2 separate regions of the Homo sapiens genome follow, and region 2 is linked to region 1. Evidence: chromatin loops called from intact Hi-C (ENCODE). Cell type or tissue: MCF 10A. All regions are shown on one strand. Links, peaks and the distances in the headings refer to the core of each region. The heading gives the core; the rest is flanking DNA. Region 1 holds the start of LINC01990 (long intergenic non-protein coding RNA 1990). Region 2 overlaps BBX (BBX high mobility group box domain containing).

The links. Hi-C counts contacts between places; a loop is a spot of excess contacts. Peaks named below come from ENCODE experiments on the same cell type or tissue, not always from the same donor. Only the 100,000 strongest peaks of a DNase experiment are listed, where the experiment ranks them.
Region 2: it touches region 1 in a loop (6-fold over the local background); 2 of 110 quality-filtered maps call a loop at or near these places.

The regions. Positions count from the first base shown.
Region 1 is chr3:107,424,112-107,435,980 of GRCh38, reverse strand. LINC01990 (long intergenic non-protein coding RNA 1990) reads right to left here and starts at 5,051. Exons shown (of 3, transcript NR_110039.1): 1 at 5,023-5,051. RefSeq lists an enhancer at 3,856-4,045 and a silencer at 4,256-4,505. In MCF 10A, for the core only: a CTCF peak has its summit at 5,890 (motif pointing right); DNase peaks (open chromatin) are centred at 4,050 and 5,910.
Region 2 is chr3:107,567,692-107,579,560 of GRCh38, reverse strand. The region is part of intron 2 of BBX (BBX high mobility group box domain containing); the gene reads right to left. Among named protein-coding and RNA genes, the nearest start is that of BBX, 51 kb to the right of the region's middle. In MCF 10A, for the core only: a CTCF peak has its summit at 4,722 (motif pointing left); a DNase peak (open chromatin) is centred at 4,700.

The DNA of each region.
Region 1 (11,869 bases), core at 1,394-9,393:
TGCTTTGCAAATTGAGACACAACCCGAGTGTCAATGAGGATTAAAAGAAAAATAAATAAATAAAACTGCGTTTCCAAAAAATGATATGTTTATATCCCTTATTTCTCAAATCTGTACTCTAAGAAATGCTTTTTGAGCCAAAAGTTCCGAAAGTGTTTTTGTTGGAGAATATAATCTCTTCTCTGAACTACAGACTTCATTAATTCTCCATAGCTTGCTATATTTCCCATTGCTTTCCTTAGAATGAAAGAATCTAGAGTTCTAGATTCTCCTCCCTGGTGATATACAAAGTCTACTTTAATGATATTAAAAAGTATATTAAACTATACCTATTATCTCACAAGCATTCTTTCTAATTACCTTGTGGTGAGCATATAAACATTACTAATATATCTAAATAAACAGACATATAAGATAGTCATGGTATTATTATATTAAATGCGAAATAAACCCTTCTAGAGATGCAGATTCCTTATCATATGAGATCAGTTTGTTAATTTGAGACCATTTGTCAAGGAAGTGGTCCATGGGTATACCTATTTGTGCTCCAGAGGTTCTGTAAATATTTATCAATTACCTTTTGAATTTTGCATAAATATACACAATGTGCTTTATTCACTAAAGAGTTGACCTGACATGGAAAATTTATTCAAGCAAAATCTTTAAGTGGCTAGTCTTGGGACACCCTCATGGTCCCGGATGGTACAGAAAACATTTGCCCACTCATAAGCTTCTAGCAGTATGAAATTGTGCAATAAGTACAAGTGGGGAGGTTGGATAAAACAGGACTCCTCTACATGTCTGGGAGGCCATTCCTTGGCTCAGAGTCTGACACATAATGGATGCTGAAAAAATATTTGTTGAATAAATGAATGAATGATCCAGTAGCTGTTTTGAAGGCCTTATCTACTCTATTGCTCCATTAATTGTCTCTAACCCTCAACAACTTGTACTGTCACCAATGGGGAAGAATGTAGGGACCTCCTTCCCTAATAAATGTAAACAGCATACATACAATTATAATTTAGCTAAAAGCATTAATACAAATGGAAAGAGCAAATACAGGGGTTGATTGACAAAGTGACTAAAGCTGATACGAGCTCACCAAAAGGAGAGACAGAAGGTTGAACTGTGATAAGCTAGAACTGGAAGGTCCTGGATCCATGGATATTTAAACTATTTGCTCAGTTCAGTTTAGAACAATTCAACAGATTCTATGTGTTGGGAACTGGGACATAGTGTTAGGTCCCCGGATTACAAGGTGTCTGAAAGTCAGGAAACAGTGTGTACTTATATTTAAACATTATTTTAGTTACATTTTCAAATCTGCTTAGTATGTTTTTCCTCATTCTCCAGAAAAGTTTCCAGAAGTTTAAATACCTCTAAATTTAAAGTAATGGGGTAATGTGAAAAAGTATAATAAATACACTATGTTTTCCTCTGTTTTCAGATTTTTTTGACATTCCGTAGTATATGACAAATGGACATATTGCTTTAAACATACTGAAGGTATTATTTGAAAATGTAACATTCTATTTAAAGTAAGTTTAGCCTCTTTCCTAAGTTTTCAGATACACTAAACAAAGTTTACATAGACAGATTCCTCAGGAGCTCTAGTGAGAAGAGAAGGATATGGAAAAACTCCTTATACAGATTAAGGATATGGAAACAACTCATTATACAGATTAAGAGCCATAAAAGAGACTATGTAAGGAACAGAAGAGGTCTGCTGCACAAGCACGAGGTTATTGCTCTGTGGGAGGTAGCAGAGGGTCAGGAAAATTCACATGTGTGGTGCTGTCTGAGCAGAGTTTTGGGAAATGAATGGCATTTTCCAAGAGACAGGTGTGGAAGGAAGGCCAGGCAGAGGATGGGAATAATGCAAGAACACAAAGCAGGGGACAGCACTATATGTGCAGAGGACTACAGCGTGTTTAGTATTGCTTAAAGTTTGATGAGAGGCAGAATTGTGGGTGATGAAAAGTAGTAATATCATGTAATATTTTATCTGCCTTCTTCATAAGTCTAATTTTAATTTTATCCTGTAGAATGGATGGGAGATCAGCAAATGATTTTAGGTAAAGGAAATAATTTGCTCAGAGTTGTTGAGAAAAGGCAGTAGTCTGCATGGTTCTCTCTTTCTTTCTTTCTTTTGAGAGAGGGTCTCTCTGTTGCCCAGGCTGGTACACAGTGGTGCACTATGGCTCACTGCAGCCTTGACCTCCTGGGCTCAAGCAACACTCCCATCTCAGCCTCCTGAATAGCTGCACTACAGGTGCACACCACCACACCTAGGCCGGAGTGCAGTGGCATGACCATGGCTCACTGCAGCCATGAATTTATGGGTTCAAATGATCCTCCCACCTCAGCCTCCTGAGTAGCTAGGACTACAGGATGCACCACCATGCCCATTTTTTTTTCTTTTTGCAGAGATAGGGTGGGGGTGGGGCTGGGGGTTGCGGGGGGGGGAGTGATGGATTGTCTGTGTTGCTCAGGCTGGTCTTGAACTTCTACTATCCTCCTGCCTTGGCCTCCCAAAGTGCTGGGATTACAAGCATGAGCCACCATGCCTGGCCCCCATTTTCCTTTATAATATTAGCGTTCTTACCAGGTAACATGAGCAGAAATGAAATAATCGAGTTTCACACGGTTTCTCTCTCCCTCTGGGAGAGAAACTAGATTAACAGTCAAAAATCCAGAAGGCAAGCAATTTGAAGGGGAAACTAAGGATAATCAAGATTTGACTGTACACTTTTTGTAACTGTTGAATTATTTACCTTCTTTGACTCCTCCTGGACTGAGCCAATGTAGTCTGGATAGTAGAAAGGACCTTAGCCAAGAAACCAGGAACAGCCTCTCTGAATCTCTTTCTGCAATTGTGTGTTTCCAGAAAAATTGCTTCTTTGAGTTTGTTTTCTGATCAGGAAAATGAGGAAGTTTGATTACATCAAGGCTTCTCAAGTTCTAATTCTATCACATTCACCTAAGGTGGTTCCAAAATATACAGATTCCCAGATCTGACTGAAGGACACATTGTAGAGGTTGGGCTGAGGTCTCTGTATCAGACTGGGCGTAAAGTGTAATGTCCTGTCCTGCCACTTATTAACTGGGTGACCTAGAGTAAGTTACTTCATGACTCGTATATTTCTCATAGGTAAAGCAGGGATGATAATATCTCTACTTCATATGTCCCCGGGAGGGTAAAATGATAGAATCCTTTTTAAGTAGCAAGTATATTGCCTGTCACATATTAATCATTCAACAGATGTTATATATTATTTGTATAGCCCACAGTATTCACTGTGTGTGTGTGTGTGTGTGTGCGCGCGCGCGTTTGGTGCAAGGTAGACGATCCATAAGTATCTGCTGCGTAAATAAAAGTTGTTTTTTTTTTTTTAGCAACTTCTTTTGTTCTCAGATCTGAAATGATTAGCCCAGGAATTACTTCCCTAAAAAGGTAAAGCTAGTTTGAGAGAACTGCTTAAATGTGGCGCTCAATCTTTGCTATCTTAGACTGAGAGCCTCATGATAATTAAAAAATAATTTAAAGATGAAAGTCCTACTAGAGTGGGCGAGCTGATTACGAAAAGGAATGAGCCTCAGAGACTGTTAGCCGGATCCAGCCGGCCACTGCGTAATCCACTCCAGTGACTCTCACCTAGGTGCGCATCTCCATTTTATCTCACAAGATGCCGTGAAATTCTCAAAGTCATTGTAACTACAATTGATTTTGAATCACAAAAAAAGCAATATTCCATTTTCCGTGTTGTTGACCAAGCAGAAAACAGAACGTAACTTTTAAAACGCTTGAAAATCAGGGCTATCAAAAATAGAGAACTTCTATTCGCCATGAACTCGCTGATGCAAACAATCAACGCACACTGAACCGTGTGTTTTTCTGGGTGGTGGTGGTCCCTCGCCAAATAGTCAGCGTTTGGTTCTCCGCGTCTGTAGCGAGAGGAGTTACAGTTTGGTACCGGCAGGGAGGAAATCGCCTCGCAATCTCTGGAGGTGGCCTCCTAGAAAGATCGCCGGGAGGGGAGGAGCCCCGATTGTCCTGGAAGAAAAGCATGGCCCCATCCGGGAAGTCACAGCTTGCCGGGAGCCCAGGGCTGGCGGCTCTGGGTCCTGGAGGTGGCAGACGGCGGAGCAGCCGGCCTCGTAGCCCGGGCCTGCGCGCCTGGCAAGGGGCTCAGTGTGTGCGAGTGAAAGACGCACACCGGGCGGACCTGCGTGGGCTTCGGCCTCGCCCCGCCGCGCGCGGGGTTGCGGCTGAACCTGACCAGGGCTCATCCCTGCCCGGCGAGGGTAAGGGCGGCCCGGGATCCGCTGCTGCTCGGATGGGAGCCGCTCGGGGCCGGGATCCCTGGGCCTTGCGGGGGCGCGGCAGCCCCTCCCCCCGGAGCCCGCGCTTCCGCCCGAGCCCCGGCGGCGGCGGCGGTGACCGTGGCCCCGCCGCGCCTTCCGCCTGGGAGCTGCCGCCGCCCGCCCGCGCCCTTGTGCACCGCGCCCACAGGCCGCGGGAACCCAGAGCGCCCGGGCCCAGGGGCCTCTGCCGCGCGACTGAGACGCACTCCGAGCTGGACGTGTGGAAGGTTCGGCCAGCTCGGCGTTTCGCCCCCGCTGGGGATGGGCCACTGGGCACCTGCAGCCACCCAAGAGCGGGGAGTTGGCCGGGCCCTGGCCAGGGGCCGCCGCCACAGCGTACTGGCAGGGAGAACAGAGCTAGCTAAGCCTCCTTCCTCTCCCAGATTCCCAGGGAAACTGGACAGCCCGACGCCCAGAGCGGACGGGCGAGAGCCCCTGAGGTGCCAAGTGGACCCCGGTTCTGCTGCTGCCACTGGCCGATTGGGGACGCCGGCACTTGCGCTGTGGGCGTGTGGTGGGGCATTTCCGTTATCCTCTCGAAGACACCCCGCCACTATTCCTGCTCAAACAAGCACAGTCTGGTGTGCAAGCCGACCGTACCTCCTCCCCTCCCTCCTTTCTTGCACGCACCTTCGTTCGTCTATCTATTCTTACCTTCTTCCCCAGAGCGCCAAGACAAATGTGGACAAGAGTGAAGAAGTTAGGATACTGCCAAGTGTGTGTGTATTGGGGTGGGGGGGTAGTAATAAGCGGGGAGAAAGTGATGAAAATAAAATTAGAAATCCCAGAGTATGTAGCAACACACACACACACACACACACGCACACACACACGTTCCCAGCCTGTTAGCAATCTTGGCTATGTCCAAGTGGAAGCAAATTTTAATGCTCGGTCTCAGAAGAAAATTTCACATATACAGGCTTCAGAGGTAACGGGGTAACCGATAGCTTCCTTTTACTTCTCGGCATTTATTTTTGCTTTTCTGAAGCATAGTCCTATGTTTATTAAAGGGACCACAGGAGTACACGCTGTTTGAAAGCCATTCCTGGACACCACTGAGGCCGGCTTCCCAGGGAGCCTTTGTCGCCTCTGCAGCAGAGGTCACTGGACTCTCCTCAAGGTGTAATGTGAGGGAACAGGTGCCTCGGGGGCTTGGGAAAACACCACGCTGTGCTCTGATGTGTGTCCCCATCCCGGGAGAAGGCAAGTGCTTTGCATAAGGACCAGATGGGTTGCTGAATAGGGAGGTGGAAAACAAATAGACCCTTGGGTGTATCTTGAACCCCTTCAACACCCCCCCTTCCCCACTCCCCGCCTTCACCGAAGCAGTGTCAGAGTCCTCTTCGATCCAGCATGCTCTCCTACAATGGCGAAAAACTGCATTAAAACGAGGCAGTCGGAGCTGACTGCGGAAACCCATGTTCTTAGAGAGTCGTCTGGCTACTGCGTAGTCCTGGAATATTCTTTTTTTCAAAAGGCCTCTTCCAGTTGATTCCAACCGGGTTCGGGTTATTGTTCTCACCACCGATAGGGGGCAGCAGGTGTCCTGCGATGCCCCGGGGATGTGCGCGCAGACTGCCCTGCTGTCCCCGGGAATCCGACTACACTGAACGTTTGGGGCAGAAGCAGGAGCTGCTGCCTCTAAGTCCACCGCAGCAGCTGCCGGGACTTGGGCCTCCCAGCCTGGGCGCCTGGGGGGGGCTTGCCCTGTGCAAAGGGTGGGCGAAACCATCTGTGCACCAAGCCTGCCCCTAAACTTAGCGTACAGCATAGATAAATAAACTCAGTTGTATGCAAATGCTATAATTAAAATATACAGTCATTTGAAAGTACTGTAGGCTCTATTGGAGTTTTTAATTGTTTTTGAGTTTTCTCAATCAGTAGAGAATTTAAAAATACGGCTATCACAGTCTGTTTGGAGGGTGGTGGTCTGTTACGTTGAATTTTAAAAGGGCGTCTGTCCCTAGAAGTTGGGAACTACTGATCCACAGAATCGTTTGATAACCGTGGTAAAGATTCCGAGGCATCTCGGAAGGGAAACTGGGAGGACTGAGCTAGTCCTAGCAGGGTGTGTGTCCGCCCGCGCCGCGAGGCGTGGGCAACACAGCCCCATCCCGGGAGCGCGGAGCTATGGCAGCTGGGATTGGTTCAGATCGAGAGTCCTGAGGGGCTGGGATTTCCTGAAAACCTACTTCACTTGGTAAGCCAGAGCGCTTGAGTTTTCGGAATTCCCGAGGAAAGGTTCTATATATTCTCCAAATCCACATTTTCTCAGATATAAGCACTTTTTCCCTAAATTAAAAATATATTTGGGGTTTGTGGAGCAGTAATTTTTTTGGAAGAAAGAAAAATCCAATGTAAAAATGTAGAGACTAGCTATTATAGTCATCTCTAAATAGATTTTTGAAGTGATAACGGCTAAATTATCCAAATGAAAAAAAATGTGTAATAGTAGTAACAAGGCTGTGCCCCTACTTTATGAATCTCACGCACAATTAAAAACTCTAATCCCTGAAATACCTTTGGAAGGGAGGGAAGGATTACAGACTAATTATAGGATTTATAACACAACACTAAGATGTTTTCATTTTATTACAATAATGAACAAAACATTGATGATATCTACTTTTAATGTAATTCTTCCAACATCATAACAGATTTTAGAAATGCAACCATAACCACTAGAGAAGGGAAGAATTTCAATAGCACACTAAATTGTCAGAAATTTCATTAACATGGAAAGTTCATATCATGATGTCAGAATATAGACTCTCTTCAAATTAATGATGAATACTAATTAAAGTCAGAACATTTGTAGGAAAGTATAAAATCTGTATCTGAGAGGGGAGAGGAGGAATTAGAGGAAGGAAAGGTCAGGGAAGTAATGTGAGTAAATCTGAGGGGGAGGATTTCCATATTGGGTTCATGATACTAAGAGAAACCAGAGGCCCAGCTGCTTCTATGGATAGCCCTACAGCTGTTGAACCGTGGGACAGAGGTCACTATGGCATTTGAGAACACAGATTATTCTTTGTGCCTAAAGATAAACCTGAACAATTTTTAAGTTTGTCAGGGACCAGCACTGTTCACCTTCAAATGTGTTGAAGGACCTGCACACTGAGCATGGGCAAGTTTTAGTCCATGTTTAAAGGAGCAAAACTATACCAAGGACCAATCACAAAAGTGTCTTTTACATTTTTTTGCCACAAATTGGCAAAAATATGAAATAATTTCAATATTGAAAGCAGTCTATGGATTTATAGCACAACTTGGTTTATTTGCTGAATAATAATGTCTATCATTTCCTGTGCCACATACCAGCTAAGCAAGGTAGATATGATTAGCTCTATTTTACATATAAGGAAACTAAGGTTCAGTGAACTTGATCGACGTGCCTACATTTACACAGCTATTAACTGGAAGGCCATTTTCTGATTTTAGAGCCCAGGCTTTTTCATTGTCTCACTGCAAACCCTAAAACTGCATGTATCCGTATAAGGGATTCAAACCTTGGATTCTCAGATATCTGATCACTGAGCAAAAATGGGAAAACTTATTTCTGTCATGATTTGAGTGACCAAAAACCAAAAGCTAAATTCAAACAAAACCAAAACCTACAGGCCACAGAGGATCTCAACCTCGAGTTTCTATATCCCAAGTGCTTTTTGGAAGTAATGATGGGGTGGGGAGGAATCTACAACCTAGTTTAAATTTTCAAAAATCTAAACAGATATTGCGTGATTACTGCAGAAAATTCTATTGTTTTTGCTTTGCCTGGCATTGCATAAAGTCAATCCAAAGTAGGAAAATAAATTTACTGTTAATAAATGTAGTTTGTTTGCTAGACAATATCTTTAATTATATTAGGTCCATGGAAGGGTTGGAAAATGATAATAATAAATGTTAAAAGGGAGGCTTTGGACATGGAAAAGAACCACTGATACTTGGCAAAATCTCGTATATTTATTCTATGTGTTATTAGTTCTGCCACTTAATAGTAGGTCTGTGATTATGAAGGAGTTGTGCTGCATTTAAGGATTTTATATTGCATTTCCACAAATATAAATGTTACCTGAAGAACACTAGTGTAAATTGGCCAACTCTAAATAATCAACACCATTCAGTCTGGGTCATAAAGCGCTGGAGGAGGAAGGGTGTGTTTGGAGATTATGAAATAGCAGGTCCCAGAGAACAGTTTCTCTAACTTCTCCTGATGGCTGCTCTTTCTCTAGTCCAGTGATTCTCAAATATTTTCGTCTTAAAGCCCCACAAAGCTTTTGTTTATGTAAGTTTATGAGGATTGCATCTATTGATACTACTGTATTAGAAATTAAAATTGGAGAAATGTTTAAAATATGTTACTTGAGTTACTTAATTTATAATAATGACAAGGCCATTACGTATTAACGTAAGTAACACATTTTAATAAAATAATAAGTGTTTTCCCAAACAAAAATTTGAGAAAAATGTTATTTTATATTTTGGAAGTCTCTTTAATATCTGGCAGCTGGATTCTCATATTAGCTTCTGCATTTTCATCTACTGTGACATGTTGTGTAGGTTAAGTACATAAGAAAATCTGTCCCCAAAGAGAAGCATCATTGAAGAAAGGAGTGTTTTCAGATAATTGTGGATAGTCTTTAATACTACTACAAAATCCTTCAAATGATAATTTCAAAAAAGTTAATTGCAATGGGGAATTTAAGTGCATATCAATAAACTTTTCATATTCTGTTACATTAAAACCCACTGGTCTATTGCTTGGATGTTTTACGCAAATCATAATACAGTGAGTGATTTGTAACAGCATGTAATGGTCACTGGGAAATTATTCCTTCACTGAATTATGCAGCTCTTCCAAATGTCTATTTCATTGTACAATATCAAAAATATCATATTCATTAGTTGTATTTCATCAGGAAATATTTTACATATTAGGATATGAATTTTCCAATATTTTAATTTTTACTTGTAAGTTCAAATAATTTTATCATTGGTTAAAAAAAATCTTGTCAATTGTTTTCCTAGAAGTGACAGGCTCACTTTGTTTATTTCTGAGAAAAAAAATCTGCCAAATATTCGAGTCTGAATAACCACAATTTGTCTTGTCAGTCAGTTGTTCTTTCAAATAAAAATGCTATTCTATAAAAAAAGTGACTAGTTCAACTTGAAACTCAATTGCACTAGTGCTTCTCCTAGACAGCCCTCGTACATCTGTGTGTAATAGAAGCACTTTACGTATCATTTCTATTTTGTCCCACAAAATATTAAAAAGACATACCCTAGAGGGTCAGGATTTAATAAATTTAGTCAAATACCTTTTTTTTTTACTGCTTTATCCAGTACATTCTTGAGTGAAACTGACTTTTTTTTTTTTTTTGCTACAATTTGATTCCACTTCCTTGCTTTGTGCCAAGACCACCACAGTTTCACCCAGCATCAGTGAAAACACTGGCAAAGTGAAAAAGGCAAATATCACCTTAGTACTTTAAAATAGTTCTAGCCTCACAGAACCCCTGAGTCTCGAGGACCTCCACAGACGCTTTGAGAACCAGTGCTCTAGTCCTACAACAGTTGTTATCTGGGTCACTCACTTGCTACTTGACTACATGCTACCTTATGTTGTTACTTGTCTTCTGCTGCCCACAAATCTAACCTCCCTAATTAGGAACCGTATTATTTATGTATGTATCCTGAGGATGGTTGAAGTGCATGGCAGGCAGTACAACTACAGTTTTTTGATGACTGATTGACTGACACATTGGAATTAGTGGTTCATGTGCACTCTTAGTTTATCGCAGATCACATCCTAGCTGGTTTTGCTTTTTTACTTATGTTACCAAGTGAAGAAATACATTTGGGGGAATATATTTATTCTGAGGAAGGAAAGGGACATTCGTCATGATACGTTATTATTTTTCCAAACAGATATCATCATTGGAAGCCATGTTTGTTTGTGTTCTATTTTAGCTATTCCATTGCTAGTACAGGAAACAACTTTCCATACCAGTGGATGAGAATTTGAGTCCAGTTTGTGATGAATTTAAAATATGACAGTCATGAATGCCACCAGAGGAATGGCTTCTAATAGTAAAGGGCTTGTCCAATTTGTACGGCAAGCTGCAAAACACAGCTGAAATTTGGACAGTTCATTAGTTTCACTCCTTGGGGTCATGCAAGACTTCTTAAATGTGTGAGGAAGTTCTGTTGCCTGTGAGGTCACAAATCAATCTACTATAAATAGCAATATGCCTGTATTTTTTTCACTTTTCACACTCTTAGTCTTTACTATTAGAAATTGTATAGTGGCAGAATCATCCCTTAATCCAGCAAGGGGAAGTGAAATTATGCAGCCAATTGATTACTGGGAGCAATACCTCATTTTCAGTGTAGGAAATGACTTCCCTTTTTGCAGATGAATTTGCTAAGAATAACTTAACAGATATGTGACTCAGTGATATTAAAGAAGGCCAAGAAAGTAGGTAAGGATACACAATTTACATTCTTTTAACATGATTAAAATTTAGATTTGAACTTGCTGAGTACTAGGTGTATTCAGGCCTATTACCCTAAAGTAGCATGTCCGGTGACAATATTTCACTATTAACCCCTTCCAAGAGGAGATATGTCTAACAAATTAGCATCTAGATACATGTGCTAGTGCAACTGAGAAACTTGAATTTGAATTATAATTTAAATTTTAAAACAGATTCTCAATTAGTCATTAAAACAATTATGTTTGGAAAAACTTGGGTATGTTAATCTACTTTTTCAACAGTAAATTTTATGAAATCTAAATACTGATCCAGTACTTCCAGTGCAAATTTAGCAACCAAATTGAGATGTGCTGCACATGTTAAATTCACATCAGATTTCAATGACTTAATATGATAAAATGGATAAAATGTCTCAATAATCTTTATACTGATTATATTTTGAAATGGTAATTGGATATATTGGGTTAAATAAAATATGTTATTAAAATTAATTTTGCACATTTCCTTTTACTTTTTTAAAATGGTGGCTACCAGATAATTTAAAATTATGTGTGAGAGGCTGGGTGTGGTGCCTGGCCCAGCACTTTGGGAGGCTGAGGTGAGCGGATCACTTGAGTTTGGGAGGTAGAGGCTGCAGTAAGCCATGATCATGCCACTGCACTCCAGTCTGGGGATGGAGTGAGACCCTGTCTCAAAAATAAAATAAAATAAAAATAGTAAAATAAAATTATATATGTGATTCATATTTTATATTGGACAGAGCTGGTATAGGACACCTCCTTCTACCTATGTGGATAAGAAGGCAAATGGAAAATATTATATATTAATTTTATTCTCATTATGTGAGATATAGATTTGCATAAAGCAATTGATATCTAAAAATTTATTAGACAAAAAATTTTATTAGACACCTTTTCAGCATACCTCAAAGCCTTCCTCACTAAATCAGCATTGATTTTATGTTTCTGTGCTAAGCAGTGGCAGATTTACTTTGCATCCAGTTT
Region 2 (11,869 bases), core at 1,695-9,694, 140 kb before region 1:
TTACACTCAAATAATGTGACCCTTCCAGACAGGACAATAAGGAGACAGATTAGACCCTTCAAGCAGTGATTCATCCCCGAATACATGGCAAGAAGGGATCCAGTATGAAGCTTGGACCCTGTGTGTTTGCTTAAGTGTCTGGGCAGCTCTTTTGGTGGCCCTATAACTAGCTAGTGGGTTGCCTATAGTCTCAGGACAAGTTACTAAAGGAGGCTCCAGACTGAGAGATGAAAGACCCAACTGTTCCAGGCACACTCTCAAACTTAATCAAAAGATAAATTCCAGTGCATGATTCGCCCAAGTGCTTACTCGCCCTTTACGAGACCTATCTTCTGACATAGATTTTGAAGAAAAACTCCTAAATATAAGCAGTATAATAAAACAATAAAGCCTATCTTAAAAGGAGCTCACCTCAACAACTAGAGGAAACACAATGTGAAAGTGAGAAAAAATAATGCAGGCGTTTGAGACATGCATCTCTTCTGAGTATGGGTAATCCCTCTCATTACGAAAGAGCTGGAATATAGAACAAGAGGGTCCCTCAGGGCCCAAGGAATGACTACATTACTTATAAAATCTTTAGTGGGCCAATATTTAAATCATCAACTCAATATCTCAAATGCCTCAAGAATAACTCACCCCAATCAGGTAGCTGCCGCCTGCAACTGCCTTCTTCTACTCTTCCAAATTTGCTACTCTTGCATTTGACAGGTTGGGGAAAATGTCACAAGCAGGGGACAGGTCCACATTCCCCTTGGCCCAGGGAGCAGGAAGAACTCTTCTCTCATCTGCTCCCTGTGAACCTCTGGATGGGCTTCTTCAAGGGAGGAGGCACCTCCCTTTGAGCTGAGTGTGCTGTGCTTCTCCTTCCTGCAGATGGAGTCAGGCAGGGAAGGAGCCTGTTTCAGGGCCACGAGCCCCTCTGCTCTTTAGGCAGAAAGACAGGAAAATGAAGCCATAAAAAAACCCATGTTTCTGGAAAATTGGAAGGAAGGCAAGCGTAGATGCTACTATTTTTCAAATATTTAAAAATGCTAACCTGGCCACTAGTATGTGATATTTTTCATACATACAAAACCTAATGAGAAATAGGTTTCTAATAACTTTACCCACTGACAAATGAAGCTTCAACCTCACTCTATCTTTCAGTCAAGTCTGCGTCCTCACTGCTTAGAAGGCAAGGTGGTAAAATGTCCTTTCTTGAATGAATTTATATTCAAGTTGCTTTCCGTCTGTAGCTCCTTGCTGTTGCCTGGAAACAGGAAACCCTTCCCACCTACATGCTTCCTGACTACTCCCCCCATGTCTCCCTCTTACAGTGCAGTGAATGCACCTGGCCATGCTTCTAGATACTGTTTATCTTAAAGAAGAGCTGATTCTTTACAACAGAGCAATGGCAGGAATTTTGCCACTAAGCTGTTTAAGAGAGAACATTGACTAGTCAAACAAATTAGTTCTGAAAACTTGAATTGCTTAGGTAGGAGAACCACAAGAACAACAGCAAAAATGCACTTTATCTAAAACCACTTAAACATGGTCAATGTTAGATACAAATTCATTAAAACAAGTGTGTCAAACAAAAACAGAAGTTGTTCTCAAGGGTTTTTTTCCCCCTACTTCTTTGCCTTATTGATATTTGAAAACCTTACTTTCTTGAGATAAGACAGTACTTCTAATATAGCCCTCTATGCTTGGCCAGGCTCGTCATCTTGGTGAGCCTCCTTACTGCAATACCCACACCACATCAGTCACTAAGCACTTATGGGGTCTACTTATCTACCCTTTGTTCATTTGATATTTTCTTTCCAGTCCCTTTGCTACCACTGAACTTCAGGCATTAATTTTCATTTACGATTACTGCAGCAATAAGAACTACCTTTTACTATTTATTATCAATTGCTTAGAGAATACCATGTGTCAAGTACTACAGAAGCCATTTATATGTCTTACCTCACTATTCATAATTCTATTATTCCTTATGCCTAATAATCAGTGAGGCAGGTACTATTACTTTCCCATTTTATAGATGAGGATACTGAGATTTAGAAAGTTTAAATAACTTGCCCAAGTCATATACCCTTAAAGTAGGCCTCAAATTCTTCTCCTAGTAAGATAGTAGCAGAATATCTTTACTTTCCAATCTTTCCTTCCATTCCCGCCATGTTTTCCCTTTGGAAATGTTCTTTCGACAAATTTAAAACCAAATATGGGTTTACTTCTTAGCTGGGTGAATCATATTGTGATCCACACTCACACCAACAGTACCATATACTGAGTCCACCCCCTCCTCTTTAGAGAAGAGCAGGCATATCAGCGATCCATTTCAGTGTTTTAATAATGAGATTCATGGCAACAAATTTTATGTGCTTTACAGAGATACCACAAAAAATAAATATCTTCAGCCAGGCACGGTAGCGCTTACACCTGTAATCCCAGCACTTTGGGAGGCTGAGGTGGGTGGATCATGAGGTCAGGAGATCAAGACCATCCTGGCCAAGACGGTGAAACCCCATCTCTACTAAAAATACAAAAATTAGCTGGGCATGGTGGCACACGCCTGTAGTCCCAGCTACTCAGGAGGCTGAGGCAGAAGAATTGCTCGAACCCAGGAGGCAGAGGTTGCAGTGAGCCAAGATCGCCCCAATGCACTACAGCCTGGAGACAGAGTGAGACTCCATCTCAAAAAATAAATAAATAAATAAATAAATATCTTCTTGCAATTTAATGCTTATAAAGAGCTTCGGGAGGAAAGAAAAATAGTGCGTTTTGGTCAATCCCTTGTAACCAAAGATATAAGCCCCTAATGTTAAAACAAAAATCACAAAGTAAAAATAACTAGATAGATAGATCAATCAATATTTGGAATCTTGACTTGTATCTAAAAAATATTGAGTGTCAAAAAGTAAATTTGCATCACAAATTTATTGAATTTATAATTTCATCTGATTAATGTCTCACTGCTCTTAGTTCTATAGATTCTTTTAAATTTTGGCTTTCACACACATGTAATATACATTCAAGCTTAACTATACCTTAGATCACACAGAAAAACCTTCTAAGGCAAAACTGAAAATGAGAAACTGCCCAAAGTCAGGGAATTAGGGAGGTCAATAAACCGATGATAATTTTCAGACAACATCTTCTCCAGCTAAAAGAAAAAAAAGCCAGTTATTCATTCAACAAAATATAAGTAGTGTTTTGAAAAAGATATTGAAAAAATCACATTTGTGCCAATACAATCATAAAATAGCTATTTAATTCTAAGCAAATATTAAGGCAAGACTGGATGCCAGTTATAGTATTATAATTTATGAACCACTTCAACTTCAGCATATCACTGGTATTGACTGAGCCCCAGTTTCCCCACATCTGCAAAGATAATAATGGCAACCACTGGTCGTGGTAAAAATTAAATGAGAATATGATGGGAACATTTGGTGTCTTCACATTTTTATTTTTATTTTTCTGAACTAATTTTATATTCCTTGGTTCTTATCACATTTCTTTTTCTCATCACTTTACTTTGAGACAAAGTCTTGCTGTGTCACCCAAGCTGGAAGGCAATGGCACAGTCACTGCTCACTGCAGCCTCGACCTGCCGGGTTCAACTGATTCTCCTGCCTCAGCCTCATAAAATGCTGGGATTACAGGCATGAGCCACCACGCCTGGCCTCAACACATTTTACATTGTCAAACATACAAGAAAGACCTGAAGACAGCACAACTATCATTTCTGGCACACATGCTTCATTTATCTACATTTAGAAAACTTGCTATTTACTAAAACTTTTGAGATACTACTGCCTATTGAAATTATTTAAATTAGACATAATTACCCGAGGAAATGAGTAGAATGTCTGGTATTACATCATCAGATATTGTTAGATATAATTAAAAAAAAAATTCAGCCATGGAAACTATACTTCTCTAAAGCTAAATGCCAAAATAAATGAGCAGATAAAATGCTATCTAACTAAAATATATAATTAGCATTACCCTGCACTTTACTTCTTTTTAGATATCCATCCCCATCAGATGATCAGTGTAGGCAACAAAGGTGACAATATTGCCAGGATTTTTTTCCCTAAATGAAAACCTAAAAAACTCAATGAAAATATAGTCCAAAAACATCTTATTAACTAGAAAAGTGATATAATCAAGCAAACATTGAATAATCAAACTGTCCATAAACACTGGCAACAAAATAAGAGAATGTCAAAAAAATCTGAACTGATATTAATTATTTTCTAAATTTAGTAATAGCTCATCATTTGGTAAACAACTAAACAGTCCATGTCTTTATAAGTTGGTGAAGGTAGAGAGAGGAAAAGGGGAGGACGGTGGAGGATTTTACTATTTTTAATTGAAATTATACAACTAGACAAGTAAAGAAAGTAAATTCTTTACAAGAAACTTTATCATAAAGTTCACTGAGACGAATTGTTTTTAGGCTGGGATTATCCAGGTAATGGCTTTGGTTTTGCCACAAGAATTTCTAAGGGTGGAAACAGCTGTTGCATAATTGCCACCTTTTTGTGGGTTTATGTGATTCTTTGGTTCTAAAACACTTTCCATTTTATCTTCCTTTATTTTTAAGTCTGAAACAATTCTAATGGCCAGTGGTCAGATACTTGGGGTATCAAACCTAACTGGACACTTGGACAGTAACAACAGTTGTACCACTTCACTAACCCAGGAAAGTCCACTTGAGTTGGCTTATACTGCCCTCTACAGCCTTGAGTCATTCCTTCTCAAAAATAAATCAATTTTTATAATGTGGAAGGACAACACAGAAGAGGTCAAGAGATATTCTTCAGCATTCAGTTGCATCTCATTCATAATTACATTTTTTAAAAGTTATAATTTGTAATTAAAATTAGTAATATCTTTAATAATGGTGATGTAAAAGGTGGATTTTACAATATTGCTCCATACCTTTTCACCCATTTTATTCCTTAAGCTCCCAATGAAGAATTTCCTTTACTTCATTTCAACGAATTGAGTGTTTATTATCATATGTGACACTGAGCTACATGTTGAGAGTACCAAAATATAAATAACATGATCCCTCTTCTTCATAACATTCAAAGATCAGCCTAAACTTTAATAGATACTTATCTAAGATATATATTTCCCTGAAATTACATTTCTCAAAAGATCAACCTAAAGTCGCTAAATTGCAAAGAGTGAAATAACCTGTACCCAAATATAACACAATGTTAATCTTGCAGTAAGACGATGCCAGGTTTAAGTTTGGAGCCCCCTATTAGGTGTGTGATATTGGATTACCTACCTAACCTTTCCAGGTCTCAAATTTCTCGTTTATAAAATGGAGATGTTTACAAATCTTAACTTTTTTTTCAGAAGAATAAATGATATAATCTTCCAAAGGTCTTAACCATATTGCCTGCTTCAGAGTGAGTATTCAAGAAATGATAGCTGTTAAACTATTTTTACTATCTATTTATATTTTTCAAACCAAAAATAGAGATACATGGTCTGAACAAACATAAGAATACTTATAAAGAAAAAGATTTGCTGGGAGTGGTGGCTCACGCCTGTAATCCCAGCACTTTGGGAGGCTGAGGCGGGTGGATCACCCGAGATCAGGAGTTTGAGAGCAGCCTGACCAACATGGAGAAACCCGGTCTCCCGGCTAATACAAAATTAGCCAGGTGTGGTGTCACATGCCTGTAATCCCAGCTACTCGGGAGGCTGAGGCAGGAGAATTGTTTGAACCCAGCAGGCAGAGGTTGCGGTGAGCTGAGATCGTGCCATTGCACTCCAGCCTGGGCAACAAGAGCGAAACCTTACCTCAAAAAAAAAGAGAGAGAGATTTTAAATTAGGACTGTCACAGGAAACCAAAGCTGTTTATTTCCTTTAAAATGTACTGAAAATATTTAACAAAACTGTAACTATGTTTAATCTATATTTAGTTTCATTTTTAAAGCCCACATAACATGTTAACAAACACTGTTTGTTTGTTTGTTTGTTTGTTTTGAGACGGAGTCTCACTCTGCCACCCAGGCTGGAATGCAATGGCGTGATCTCATCAGCTCACTGCAACCTCCGGGCCTCCTGGGTTCAAGCGATTCTGCTGCCTCAGCCTCCCGAGCAGCTGGGACTACAGATGCCCGCCAAGCCCGGCTAATTTTTGTATTTTTAGTAGAGACGGTGTTTCACCGTATTGGCCAGGCTGGTCTCAAACTCCTGACCTTGTGATCCACCCGCATCGGCCTCCCAAAGTGCTGGGATTACAGACGTGAGCCACCGCACCCAGCCAACAAACATTTTATTTATTATTTGTACCTAAAAAATTTTGAGTTTATACAAAGAGATACCAGATGATATACTAAATCTTCACGGAGAATGCTTCTTAATCTCCATTAGACATAGCTTGTTTGATTCTTTTTAATTGTTGTTTAGATTTATTCTACGTACACATTAAAGAATCATAACTTTGAAACACTGAAAAATAGTTGCATTGATGTAGGTTAATTATTGTAAATACGATCTCATTCCAATAATGAGGATGTAAGATTGAATATAATATTTTCATTGTTTTCACTTGGTTAATTTATTACTAAACTGGGATAACATTTAAAATATTATATTAGTTGGAAATTTACTTAAAATTTTTAAATAAGCCAAGAAACACATATATTGGGTACACCGGTAGCAAATTAAATGCACAGACTTCTTTTGAAGACAAAATTAACAAAGAGGGTGGCTCACTTAACAATATCTCTTCATGGAATTTTCCTGGATGTTTTGCATTCTTTAAAATGAGCCTTTTAATACAACAATAGAGGTAAATCAGTATATTTTTAAAAATTAGCTTTCCTAGTCATACTTTTAAGATATATAATTTTTATTTGAGGGTTGATAATTTATATGTTACTTTTAAAATCAGCCTGTTTATACATTTTTATATTAAATACTGAAATGATTATACCATATTGATGTTAATTCTAACCTTTTTCTAAAAGAATCTGTAAACATACTAACGATCAGAATGTTACGAAGAAAGGAAACACACTGAGAGTTTACCTGTAATTATAAAGCATTCAGATATAAAGACTAATATGCAATTACTTTTAATACATGAGAATCTCCAATCAGCTTCAGGCATTTTTGGCATCTCTGAAGAATAACAATCCCAGTAAAATAGCCATTTAACACATACCAGTTGTCTCAAGATAATATATTAAATAGAAGAAAAAAGAGTTAATTGCTCACATTTAAAAAAAAATAAATGATTGTCACAAAGTCTTTCGCTGGGAATTCTGAGAACTAACGAAAGGATTACGTGAATATAGCAGACGGGAAAAGTTCAAGAGACAATGAGTGTCCGATGTGGTCACCAGCACACAGTGGTTCTGCTCAGAAATAAATGTACCATCCTAAGCACCTTAAAGAAGGTAACGTACTTTCTGGGTAGTATTTTCAGCCTCTTAGTCTAACATGATATAATTTCCCATAACCTTTATTTACCCTTTCATATTATGTTGTTAAATGATTTCTTCATAAAATAGGTACATTATCCTTTCAGAAAAAGTAAATGCCCTGCACAGTCAATGGCAAGCAGAACTTGCACCAATGGTACCTCACTCAGCTAAGGAATCCCAACAGGTGGATTAAAGTGAACCACATGTGCATGCACATACGTACCACACATACACACATATACACATGCACAGGAACCAAACACTGAGCAGATTTTTAAAGGAATAAAACAGGAGGCTGACTCTCTTTTCGGACTCAGCCCGCCTGCACCCAGGTGAAATAAACAGCCTTGTTGCTCACACAAAGCCTGTTTGGTGGTCTCTTCACATAGACTCGCGTGACATTTGGTGCCGAAGACCTGGGACAGGAGGACTCCTTCGGGAGACCAGTCCCCTGTCCTCGCCCTCACTCTGTGGGGAGATCCACCTATGACCTCGGGTCCTCAGACCAATCAGCCCAAGGAATATCTCACCAATTTCAAATCAGGTAAGTGGTCTTTTCACTCTCTTCTCCAGCCTCTCTCGCTACCCTTCAATCTCCCTCTCTCACTACCCTTCAATCTCCCTGTCCTTCCAACTCCAGTTCTTTCTCCCCTCTAGTAGAGACAGAGACACATTTTATCCGGAAACCCAAAACTCCGGCGCCAGTCACGGACTCAGGAAGACAGTCTTCCCTTGGTGTTTAACCACTGCGGGGATGCCTGCCTGATTATTCACCCATGTTTCATTGGTGTCTGATCACCGTGGGGATGCCTGCCTTGGTCATTCACCCACGTACCCTTGGTGACAAGTCAATTGCGGGGACACCTGCTTTGGCTGCTCACCCACATTGCGTCCCAGGGCTGCTCACCACCCCCTTCTCCGTGTCACTACCTTTCTCTTTAAACTTACCTCCTTCACTATGGGCAACCTTCCACCCTCCATTCCCCCTTCTTCTCCCTTAGCCTGTGTTCTCAAAAACTTAAAACCTCTTTAACTCTTGCCTGACCTAAAACCTAAGCGTCTTATTTTCTTCTGCAACACCGCTTGGCCCCAATACAAACTCAATAATTGTTCTAAATAGCCAGAAAACAACACTTTTGATTTCTCCATTTTATCTGGATGATTTTTGTCGAAAAAATGGGCAAATGGGTCTGAGGTGCCTGACGTCCAGGCATTCTTTACTACACATCAGTCCCTCCCTAGTCTCTACTCCCAGTGCGAACTTGTCCCAAATCCTTCTTCTTTCTCTCCTGTCTGTTCCTTCAGTCTCCACCCCAAACTCTTGAGTCCTTTGAATCCTCCTTTTCTGCAGACCCATCTGACCTCTCCCCTCCTCCCCAAGCTGCTCCTCACTAGGCCAAGCCAGGTCCCAATTCTTCCTCAGCCTCCGCTCCCCCACCCTATAATCCTTTTATCACCTCCCCTCCTCACACCCTATCTGGCTTACAGTTTCTTTCCTCAACTAGCCCTCCCCAACCTGCCCAACAGTTTCCTCTTAAAGAGGTGGCTGGAGCTGAAGGCATAGCCAGGGTTAATGTTCCTTTTTCTTTATCCGACCTCTCCCAAATCAGACAGCATTTAGGCTCTTTTTCATCAAATGTAAAAACTCAACCCAGTTCATGGCTTGTTTGGTAGCAACCCTGAGATGCTTTATAGCCCTAGACCCTAAAAGGTCAGAAGGCCGTCTTATTCTCAATATGCATTTTATTACCCAACCCGCCCCCGACATTAGAAAAAGCTCCAAAAATTAGATTCCGGCCCTCAAACCCCACAACAGGACTTAATTAACCTCACCTTCAAGGTGTACAATAATAGAACAGAGGCAGCCAAGTAGCAACGTATTTCTGAGTTGCAATTCCTTGCCTCCACTGTGAGAGAAACCTCAGCCACATCTCCAGCACACAAGAACTTCATAACGCCTGAACCGCAGCAGCCAGGGGTTCCTCCAGGACTGCCCGCCCCAGGATCTTGCTTCAAGTGCTGGAAATCTGGCCACTGGGCCAAGGAATGCCTGCAGCCCGGGATTCCTCCTAAGCCATGTTCTATCTGTACGGGACCCCACTGGAAATCAGACTGTCCAACTTGCCTGGCAGCCACTCCCAGAGCCCCTGGAACTCTGGCCCAAGGCTCTCTGACTGACTCCTTCCCAGATCTTCTCAGCTTAATAGCTGAAGACTGACGCTGCCCAATCACCTTGGAAGCCTTCTGGACCATCACAGACACTTTGGGTAACTCATAAAGTGGAGGGTAAGTCCGTCCCCTTCTTAATCAATATGGAGGCTACCCACTCCACATTACCTTCTTTTCAAGGGCCTGTTTCCCTTGCCTCCATAACTGTTGTAGGCATTGACAGCCAGGCTTCTAAACCTCTTAAAACTCCCCAACTCTGATGCCAACTTGGACAACATTCTTTTATACAGTCCTTTTTAGTTATCCCCACCTGCCCAGCTCCCTTATTAGGTCGAGACATTTTAACTACATTATCTGCTTCCCTGACTATTCCTAGGCTATAGCCACATCTCATTGCCGCCCTTTTCCCCAGTAATTTTCCACTACCTACCCAAATCCTATAAAACGGCCCCACCCCTATCTCCCTTTACTGGCTCTTTTCGGACTCAGCCCGCCTGCACCCAGGTGAAATAAACAGCCTTGTTGTCATAAAAATAAAAAAAAATTAAAAAAATAAAAAATAAAAAAGGAATTACTCTAAATAAGAAAGACAGTCAAGAATATGCCAAACACACCTCCATAAAATACTGTTAACGTGGTAAGTTTGAGATATCAATATGAGAACTAGTGATCAAAGACTCACTCTTGTAATTAATTTCAACAAGTTCAGTTACTTTCAAGGAAGTAGGATATCAAGAAACTATCAAGGATATATTCTTAAGATTGTTATGAAGGAATTGCTCAATTAAATGAAATAACACGTGAATAAAATAACCTAGTACAGTTCCTGGCACGTAGTTAGCTAAGTTAGGTAATATTATTACAATTATGGGATTTCATCCCTACAACAATATAGGCAGTATAACATTTTTACCACAATTTTGCTAGAAAATTGAAGCTCAGAGGAATCAGGTAACCAGCCACAACACAGTTAATGGCAGAGAAACAAGATCTGAACAGAGCTCTGTGTGATTGTTGGAATCTATACTTGTATCACACACATATTTTACATAGACTTCAAAACATTTGGATGTATCTAAAATGAACCTTGAGTCCTGGAAATGAAACTTTGGGAAGCTGGAAATTAAAAATTTATTTATTGAACTATAAGACTGATCAGACTGTTAGGACACCACTGAAAGAATATCGTTGAAGAAAGAATTATGAGTGGAACCTGGGCCAAGGATTTCCCCAGAATGCAAAAGAAAGAAATAAAGAAATAAATGGTTAAAAAAAGAAAAGTTAGGAGACATAGAGGACAGATCTACCTTCCATCTGTTGGCAATTCCAAGAGGTGAGAATAGAGAAATTGGAGAAGAGGCAACATAAGAAAAGAGCAGAAAATGGTCGGGCGCAGTGGCTCATGCCTGTAATCCCAGCACTTTGGGAGGCCGAGGGGATCACAAGGTCAGGAGATCAAAACCATCCTGGCTAACACGGTGAAACCCCGTCTCTGCTAAAAATACAAAAAATTAGCCAAGCGTGGTGGCGGGCACCTGTAGTCCCAGCTACTCAGGAGGGTGAGGCAGGAGAATGGCGTGAATCTGGGAGGTGGAGGTTGCAGTGAGCCGAGATTCCGCCACTGCACTCCAGCCTGGGCGACAGAGCAAGACTCCATCTCAAAAAAAAAAAAAAAAATAGCAGAAAATAGAGAATCTGACATAACTGAAGAACATGACTCCAACAGCCTCCACATTGAAAGGAGGCTGCCAATTGGGATAAATTAAAAACAAAAACACCTAAAACATATCAATGAAAAATTCTGAGTAGCAAGGATAAACAGAAAACCTTAAAAACTCTCAGGAAAAGAACAAAAGATTATACACACAAGAAGCACCAAACTTCCTTTTAACAATAATCCAGGAGATGTTTTCCTTTTTTTTTTTTAATCAACCTGAGAGGTCCAAGAAAGAGAATGGAGGAGAATAAGAGAATACTCAAGTTCTCTTGCTTAGGGAGAAGCTACAAATACCTATAACTGTAGATGTTGTGAGAAAAACATGTTTAAATACGCATGTTAATAATATAAAGGCAACCACAAAATAGAAAGGAATGTATGCTATTCAAACCAATAGAGCAAATAAAGAGTAAAACAAAGACAACTTAATCATTCCAAGAAAAGTCTGGAAAGTGGAAATGAAGAGAAAGGATAACAGAAAATACAGGAGGTTTAAGTCAAAATAAACATAAACAGGCTATTCAGAGTTACGTT